Linked DNA regions of Homo sapiens: region 2 is linked to region 1. A link is a contact called in ENCODE Hi-C or POLR2A ChIA-PET data. All regions are on one chromosome and are shown on one strand. The core of a region is the stretch at or near the end of the contact, and the rest is flanking DNA. Distances in the headings are between cores, read along the strand shown.

What was found. Hi-C counts contacts between places; a loop is a spot of excess contacts on that map. ChIA-PET counts read pairs that join two places held with the same protein, here RNA polymerase II (POLR2A). Pooled maps may share reads with other maps.
Region 2: a pooled map shows a loop between it and region 1 (2.4-fold over the local background). The contact joins the promoter of ZNF541 here to the enhancer-like site in region 1. A Hi-C loop is called at or near these places in 3 of 50 pooled maps. POLR2A ChIA-PET finds 5 or more read pairs at or near these places in 4 of 52 experiments (Caco-2, H1, HepG2 and 1 more).

The regions. Positions count from the first base shown.
Region 1 is chr19:47,696,170-47,700,678 of GRCh38, reverse strand. BICRA (BRD4 interacting chromatin remodeling complex associated protein) reads right to left here. Exons shown (of 15, transcript NM_001394372.1): 11 at 4,167-4,228; 12 at 1,897-2,045; 13 at 1,620-1,714; 14 at 1,274-1,376. Among named protein-coding and RNA genes, the nearest start is that of EHD2, 15 kb to the left of the region's middle. RefSeq lists enhancers at 1,013-1,307, 1,041-1,581, 1,582-2,124. Within about 2 kb of position 2,443, at least 16 of the 41 ENCODE cell types and tissues checked have a DNase peak (open chromatin) inside an H3K27ac peak, as active enhancers do.
Region 2 is chr19:47,571,358-47,575,866 of GRCh38, reverse strand. ZNF541 (zinc finger protein 541) reads left to right here and starts at 2,719. Exons shown (of 17, transcript NM_001277075.3): 1 at 2,719-2,784; 2 at 3,825-3,971.

The sequences.
Region 1 (4,509 bases), core at 1,194-3,693:
GGGATTATAGGTGCCAGACACCACACCTGGCTAATTATTGTATTTTTAGTAGAGACAGGGTTTCGCCACGTTGCCCAGTCTGGTCTCACACTCCTGACCACAGGTGATCGCCCGCCTCAGCCTCCCAAAGTGCTGGGATTACAGGTGTGAGCCACCACACCCGGCTACATGAGGTTATTTATGGTCATGATTTATCTCAACTACTCTGGATACCCATCGATTTCACTCCAGAAATACTAGTGTGTTTGATCACACAGTGCTTCCCCAAACCCACTGGGGGTAAATCAGAAGACAGCATTGAGGTAGCTCATTGCCTTTCTTTTTTTTTGAGACGGAGTCTCGCTCTGTCGCCCAGGCTGGAGTGAGCTCATTGCCTTTCTAAAAGCAAAAAGATTCCAGAACATATCAGGCCCCGAGGGTGTCAGATAAGAGATTGTAAGCTGATCATCATAACCCCCACTTTACAAAATGAGAATACAGAGACACAGAGAAGGTAAGTAACTTGCCCAAGGTCACACAGTTAGTAAGTGGCAGAGCCAGGATTTAAACCAAGACTCCAGCATCGAGCCCCTAACCACGGAACTACCCTTCCTCTCCTACCCTAGAGACTTCAGACTCGCTCCTGGCCCCTCCTTCACTATGGCCACCCCTTTGCACTCATTTAAGTACCAATGACTACTTTTTCAAAATTAAGGTCCAGAGCTCGACGTAAAAAGCCTGCGCCTGGCAGCACAAAGCAGGGACCATGCTTTTATCCAGGGAAGCCCTGGAGTTGGAATGTGGGCAAAGGCTAAGGGAATATTCTGGAAACTCTGGCAGCTGGGATCTGCCTGTACCGTTTCCTGCAGACAGGAGACTAGAGTGAGGCCAGCGAGCCACCTAAGGTGCAACACTTAAGGAGGTGCTCACTCTCAGGGTCCCCAAGCAAAGGACTGGCACCCAAGAGTGGGCGTTACCTTATATATTTTGCAACCTAGGCGCCTGCTCTCCTGTTTTGTGTCCCACGGGGGTGGCAGAAATATTCCCCCCATCCCAGAGTGGTGGGGGTGGAAGGGCCACACAGGGATGGAGGAAGATGGATGTGGGCTATCTGGTCTGAGAGGCGGGAGGTCAGGGGAGGCACAGCTGCCAGCAGGAAGGTGGAGCTGGGGCACCGCCTAGTGGTGGAGTGAGGTAGGGCCACACACCCACTCCCCGCCCTGAATCTAACTCTTCTGCCCAGGTGGGGTGGGGGCACCTCTCCCTCCCCTCCCCTCTCACTCCCCCCTCTCACCCGGCTTCTCCTTGGCCAGCTGTTTATCCAAGGCAAGGGTGGTCTTCTCCTCCTGAATGAACATTCGGTCGATCATTACCATCTCCGCTGAGGGGCTCACCCTCTGGGGTGGGGGAAAAGACGACGTGCGAGTGAACCAGCAAGAAGGGGGAAGGGGCGCGAGCGACGGGGACGATGCGTGCAAGGTCCAAACTGTCCTTGTGATGGGAGCTCCCGCCTCCCTCCCAACCTCCCTCCCGGGGCTAGGAGGGGCGGGAGGCTCCACCTTGCCCAGAGCGGGTGAGGGAAAGGGGCAGTGTCCCAGCGAGGAGGAGCCCAGAGGCGAGGAAGGCGACTCTGACCCTACCCGGGACTCCTCCAGGAGCAGGAGCCGATATTTATTGAGCATGGCCTGGGTGCGTTTCAGCAGCTGCGTGGAGACCGTCTCAAACTCCTCGTCCACTGCGAGGAAGGGAAGAGAGGCAAGGGCGGAGATGTTGGGGGCGGCCGCGGATGCGCAGGAAGGAGGGCGGGGCAGGGTCAGCATAGCGCACCGTGGACCTGCGGCTCCACACTGGCGACGCCCCGCCCCACGGGCTGGGGTCCCCTGGGACATATAGGGCCGTGTCCTGGGGAGGCCTCACCTTTGTGGTAGTCACTGGGGGAGGGGAGGGCGCCCTGGTAGACATGGTAGGGCAGGAGGCGATGCAGGGCGTCCTCAAAGGAGGGGAAGGCCGTCTTGTAGTCGGGGTGCAGGACGGAGCCCTGGTGTTTGTGCAAATGCTCCAGGAAACTGCGGGTGGAAAGGGGAGAGACCACACACGGCGGAGGGTGGGGGGGACGGGTGAGGGCCAGGGGAAGTCCCTGAACCCTCAGCCCCAGGCCGCAACTGAACACAACAGCGGGAAGGGGAATACTTGGGCAGTGGTGTTCCCATGTACTGAACGTGCTTGTTCCATCTCACTGAGTCCCTGGGGCCGACCAAAGCAGTGCTATCGCTATCCCCATTTTACAGAAAGGGAAGGTGAGGTCGAGGAAGTGAAGTCACTCCTCTCCAAAGCACGTAAGGGAGGAAGAGCAGAGCGGGAAGTGAGGCCAGAGCCTGGAAGCTGCTATTCTGCCTCCTGCCACCTGGGGCCAGTGTGGCTCCACCGTGCCTCCTCCAAAGTGCAGCCTTCGGGAAGAAGGGAGGGAGGCTGGATCCTGTCTTCTCACGGGCCGCTTTTGTAGCCCATGTTACAATGGGTTTTGTCTGTTGGCAGTGTGACTGTCTCCCCCACCAGGCAGGCCCAACTCCACCCTCGGCTAAAAACCAGCAGCCTCTCTGCACTGTGGGGGCAGGGACTTTGTGTCACTTACTCCTGTGTTCCCAACATGGGGCTCAGGCCTGGGCACTGAGTGGGGACTTAATTCACACTCCTAGGCCAAGCAGAGGCTCACGCCTGCAATCCCAGCGCTTTGCGGGGCCGAGGCAGAAGGATTGTCTGAGCCCAGGAGTTCAAGGCCAGCCTGGGCAACACAGCAAGACCCTGTCTCTACAAAAATTATTTAAAAATTAGCCGAGTGTGGTGGCACGTGCCTGTAGTCCCAGCTACTCAGGAGACTGAGGTGGGAGGATCACTTGAGACTAGGAGTTTCAGACCAACCTAGGCCGGGCATGGTGGCTCACACTTGTACTCCCAGCACTTTGGGAGGCTGAGATGGGTGGGTCACCTGAGGCCAGAAGTTCAAGACCAGACTGGCCAACATAATGAAACCCCGTCTCTACTAAAAATACAAAAATTAGGCAGGTGTGGTGGCATGCACCTGTAATCTCAGCTACTCGGGAGACTGAGGTAGGAGAATCACTTGAACCCAGGAGGCAGAGGTTGCAGTGAGCCGAGATTGTACCACTGCACTCCAGCCTGGGTGACAGAATGAGACTTCGTCTCCAAAAACAAAACAAAACAAAAACAAAACCAACCAGCCTGGGCAACATAGTAAGACCTTGTCTCCACAATATATATAAAAAAAAATTTTTTTTTTTTGGGTGAGGGCATGCAGTCTTGCTCTGTCGCCTGGGCTGAAGTGCAATGGCATGATCTCGGCTCACTGCAACCTCTGCCCCCCGGACTTATATGTTTTTAAAAAAACACTCATGGTGGGCTGGGCGTGGTGGCTCACACCTGTAATCCCAGCACCTTGGGAGGCCGAGGCAGGTGGATCACTTGAGGCCAACATGGTGAAACTCCATCTCTACTAAAAATACAAAAATTAGCCGAGCATGGTGGCAGACGCCTGTGGTCACAGCTACTTGGGAGGCTGGGGCAGGAGAATCACATGAACGGGGGAGGCGGAGGTTGCAGTGAGCCAATATTGTGCCATTGCACTCTAGCCTAGGTGACAGAGTAAGATTCTGGCTCAAAGAACCCCCCCTAAAACAAAACAAAAAACCCTGGTGGTGGAAGGAGGGCAGGAGAGAGGGCAGGCAGGCATCCAGCATTTACCCATCCATCCGCCCAGACTCCCATCCATCCATCCCCAAACACCCCCCCCATCATCCTCCCAACAGCCATGTCCACCCACTCACTTCCCCCACCCATCACTTCACCCACCCAGTGGGGCTCAGCACCGACGCGGCCCAGCCGTGTGGGAGACATGGAGGGCACAGCAACAACCAGGATGGACCAAACTGCCGCCCTCCTGAGCCCCAGCCTGGCGGAGCCACAGCCCACCCTCCCTCCACCACTCTCTGGTCACCCCATTTTCCAGAGGGGGAAACTGAGGGTCTATGAGGGAACTACATCGCTACCAAGAGGTGGAGCTGGGCTTGGCACTTGGGCCTGCCCAACTCTGCTTCTGGAGGGTGGCCCCATGCTCCCCCAGGTCTCTGGAAGGTACAGGGCAGGCATGCAAGGATGGGGTGTGGACTCACCAGGCTTCCTTGCTGGGCTGAAGCGTGGGGGGCTTCTTCAGGCCACTCAGTTTGCTCTCATACTGGGAGAAGAAAGGCGAGTGAGAGGCCTTTGCCTCCAGAAGCCTTCCCTCCCCCGACCAGCTTCCCCTCTAGCCTAGGATAAAGACGGGACAGGGGACCAGTGTCTCACCCAGGTGGGGGCCTGGCCCCAGCTACAGGATCCCCTGCCCATCACAATGAACCCCAGGGGAAGACCTGGGCTGGGCTGGGGAGTGGACGGAGAGGGTGACAGGCAGGCTGGAGCCCTGGGTGTCCTCTGCCTGGGTTCCCTCCGTCCCCTCGCCCAGGGCTGCCTCTGTGT
Region 2 (4,509 bases), core at 1,470-3,969, 130 kb after region 1:
ACTTCAGCCTAGGTGACATAGTGAGACCCTGTATCAAAAAAATACAACAAAAAAAGTAAATGCATTTGCTTGTCCCCCTGTAGAGGTATGCTGTCAGTACCAGAGCCACTCGCTACAAGGTTCCATGGAGCCCTGGAAATGTGGCTGGTCTGAATTGAGATGTCCCGTGAATGTAAAATACTGTATATGTGGGGTTTTAAAGACAGCCCCAAAAGTGTAAATTATCTCTTAGTTTTTATACTGATAATGTGTTGAAATATTTGGGATTAAATATTACCAAATTAATTTCACTTGTGTTTCTTTCTCTTTTATTTTATTATTTACTTTTATTTATTTGATTTTTAGGTTTGGGTGTGTTGCCCAGGCTGGTCTTGACCTCCTGAACTCAAGCAATCCTCCTGCCTCAGCCTCTCAAAGTGTTGAGATTACAGGTGTGAACCACCACACCCGTCCCAAGCCATTTTTTTTTTTTTTTAAGAGAATGGGTCCCACTATGTTGCCCAGGCTGGTGCAGTGGCTCTACACAGACAGGGCCATAGCTCACTGCAGTCTCCAACTCTTGGGTTCAAGTGATCCTCCTGTCTCAGCCTCACAAGTAGCTGGGCTACAAGTGCCAGCCGCCACACCTGCCTTCTTTACATTTTGTTCCTTTTAAACATGGCTACTAGAAAATGTAAAATTACATAAGTGGCTGGTGCTTGAAGTTTGCATTTTATTACTACTGAACAGCACTGCTCTAAAACATAAGTTCCAGGAGGAGAGGAATGTCTGTTTGACCCAGACACTATATCTGAGCACCTAGAACAGAGACCCAATAAAAACTTGCTAAATGAAGGGATCCTAAAGCAAGATGACAGGCCCTCTTCTTTCCTCTGTTTCCTCCCCCAATAATCAATTAAAAAAAAAAAAAACTTTGAGGTATAATTTACATAAAAGTCACTCACTTAAGTGTATACTTACTGATTTTTAGAAATTTACTGAGTTGTGCAACCATCACCATAACCCTTTTTTTCCCCCATCAGAGTCTCGCTCTATCCCCCAGTCTGGGGTGCAATGGCCTGATCATATAGCTCACTGCAGCCTTGGACTCCCAGGCTCAAGCGATCCTCCTGCCTCAGCCTCCCAAGTAGCTGGGACTACAGGCGCATGCCACCATCTCCAGTTAATTTTTTTTTTTTTTTTTTTTTAGAGACAGGGTTTCACTAGGTTGCCCAGGTTGGTCTCAAACTCCTAGGCTCAAGGGATCCTCCTACCTTGGCCTCCCAAAGAGCTGGGATTACAGGCGTGAGCCACCACGCCTGGCCCATAGCTCAGTTTTAGAATATTTCCATTACCCAGATAAGATCCGCGATGCCCCTTTCCACCCCGGGCAACCACTAATCTGCTCTCATTCTCCACAGATCTTCAGCACTCCGTTTCTAAGGAATGAATTATCTGCCTCAGTTGCAGGACAGTTCAAACCCCTTGGCCAGGTCGGGCACGGTGGCTCAGGTCTGTAATCCCAGCACTTTGGGAGGCAGAAGCAGGCGGATCACCTGATCACCCGAGGTCAGGAATTTAAGACCAGCCTGGCCAACATGGTGAAACCCCGTCTCTACTGAAAATACAACAAATTAGCCGGGCGTGGTGGCACGTGCCTGTAATCCCAGCTACTCGGGAGGCTGAGACAGGAGAATCGCTTTAACCCGGGAGGCGGAGATTGCAGTGAGCCGAGATCGCACCACTGAACTCCAGCCTGGGCGGCAGAACAAGACCCTGTCTCAAAAAAAAAAAAAAAGAAAAAAAAGATGGTCCTTGGCCAGTCGGCACCAGGGCCTACCGCCCTTCCCAACACAGCTCAGCACGGAGCAGGGGCCCCAGATGGCTCAGCCTTTCCCCAAAGAAGGGAGGAATAGGCTGGGCGCGGTGGCTCTCACCTATAATCCCAATGCTTTGGGAGACTGAGGCAGGAGGATCGCTTGAGCCCAGGGGAACCAGGCTAGCCTGGGCAACATGGCGAGACCTTATCTCTAAAAAAAATGTAAAAATTAGCAAGGTGTGGCGGCGCCCGCCTGTGGTCGCTGCTACTCAAGAGACTGAGGCAGGAGGATCGCCTGAGCCCAGGAAGGGGAGGGTGCGGCAGCCGTGATCGCAGCCTGGGGAACAGGGAGAGACCCTGTCTCTGAAAAAAATTTTAAAAAAAGGGAGGAGCAGCTCGCCCCACATCTCCCCCACCCAATGACGCAGAAGAGACCCTGAGAGACTCCCGCGCTCGCGACAGGGTCCTCGGAAACAGACGATACGGCCTCCCAGCACCAGGACGCTGCTCAGAGGCCCCTCCGGGGACTGGGGGCAGCCATCCAGCGGCCGCCACCGCGTTCTAACACCGCCCACCAGGAACAATGGCTGGAGTGGAGGCTCCCGGGACTCTCGGCCTCGGGATGCGGGTCTTGGGGGACTGGCCCCTCCCCCCGCCGCTCCTCCCCGGCTCACTCTTCTCACTCTCCGCCCTCAACCGCCCCCTCCCAAAATGGCGACCAACCGCCTCCTTTCCCGCCCGCGGCAAGCCCCGCCCCTCGGAGAAGCAGCCGAGAGCGCGCGGCCAGGAGGCACGCGCGAGGCCGCTCTGGGAGGCGTGAGGCGGCCCGCGGTCACGTACGCGCGCCTGCGCCGCGCGTGAGCGAGGAGATCCGGGGGTGGGCCGGGCTGCGCGTGCGCCCCGGGCGGCGCGGGGAAGGCGGGAGGCCGCTGGGAGCCCCGCGAGGCGCCAGGCGCGAGGCCCGGCGCGCGAGCCCCCGGGGGCGGGTAAAACCCGGTTGCTGCTGCCCCTGCCCCTCCCTTTCCTCCTTATCCCCCATTACTATTATTTCCTCTTTTTTCAACCCCTCCCCCTTTTTACAATCTCATTCGTTTCTTGATTTCTTTTTTTAGGGGGCCCCATCTGCCTTTCGAGGGGCGCAGCAGGCGCGGCGGGCGCCCCTCACCCTGCGTCACGCACGCATCTTCTGCAACCCAACAGCTCCGGGCCCCGCTGCACCCCACAGGCCCTTCCCCCTTGGAGAAGACCCTCCTCAGGATCCCCTGGCCCGCTGCACCCCCTTTTCTTTCCCACTCCGTCCCCCCGGGCCTCAACTGCCCCCTCGCAGCCCCCCAGCTCGCGCCGCGGGCCCTACCCGACCTCCCCACCTTCTGCATCTGGGCCTTGCATTCGCTAGCCTCTTCCAGGCCCCTTCTGCTCAGAATCCCCCTTCCTCCTCCATAGTCCCACTTTGGGGCACCCAGATTTATCCCTTTTTAGGATCTTCCAGCAAAACTCCAAATCTCTCCTCCTTTCCTTGACATGCCCCTCCCCCTCCTTTAAGTAACTTCCCTTAGCGCAAAAAAAGAAAAAAAATTAACCCAGTTTTTTTTCATCCGTTCAGGATCACTTTCCAGCAAAATTTTTTTCTTCACACCTAGAGTGCCCCTTTTTGGAATATCTTCGCTTAGAACAAACCAACTAATTCCTTCCAGTTTCTCTCTCGTCTAATATTTATGTTTCCAGTCCTCCTCACCTACCCCCAACTTTCCAGCAAATATCCTTATTTTATCACCAATTCTGCCCTAATTAAGTTTCTCCCGGTAAAATTCTCTAGGTCTCTTCCCACGGGGGAAAAATAAGGAAAGAAGGAACAATTATTTCTTCTTACCAAAAAAACCTTTCCTCCTCACTCAAATCTCCGCTGTTGATACTGCTTTCTGCCTTCTTCCAAAAATTGTTGCTCTTCTCCATTTTCACATCTCTGTTCTTGTTTCTTTGGGACCCAAGTCCTGACTGCTTCTTCCTTCCCACCACCTGCTTTCAGGGCAAAAGAAATTGGGAGTATCCTGCATTTACCACTCAGTGTTCCAGGAGGACATATCCAGTGGTCTGCTTGTCACCTGAACCCCCTCCCTGTGGGGCCTAAACTGGGTCCTCCTGTTCCCTGGAGATTCACTAACTTGCTCTTCTGGTGAGTTTCCTTCCTTTGCACTGAGCCAAAGACACCTGCTTTGTTGGATAGATCTCGTTCTTTCTCAAGAGGGTTTCTAAGCAATACCAAAGTCCGTACTAATGGTAATCATACAAGTTACTGCTTTGGAGAAGTCAAACAGGGAAAAGGGCTATTTATTGTGCATGTTGACCTGTTAGGAGGAGTGCAGACATAGATTGATGTGTGTTTCTTTATTGATGTTTATTGCAAAAAACGTTTTTCCTTCCCTAGCTCAGGGTGGCAACTCAGATACTTACAGGTAAGGCACAGGTAAAGGGAAGAAGTAAGGATTGTCGTGAAGCAAAGATTGTATGTCCCATCTAAGTGATGCCAGGCAGTGGAAATGCCAGGCCAGTGTTGCCAGAACTTTCGATTTCTTTGAGAAGAGGCCAGAAAACTATCCTTAGGTGAAACCTTCTGATTTTTAAATGCTAGCAACACATTTGATAATTTAAGAATTAAATAAGACAGCGTAGGCTGGGCGCAGTGGCTCATGCCTGTAATCCCAGCACTTTGG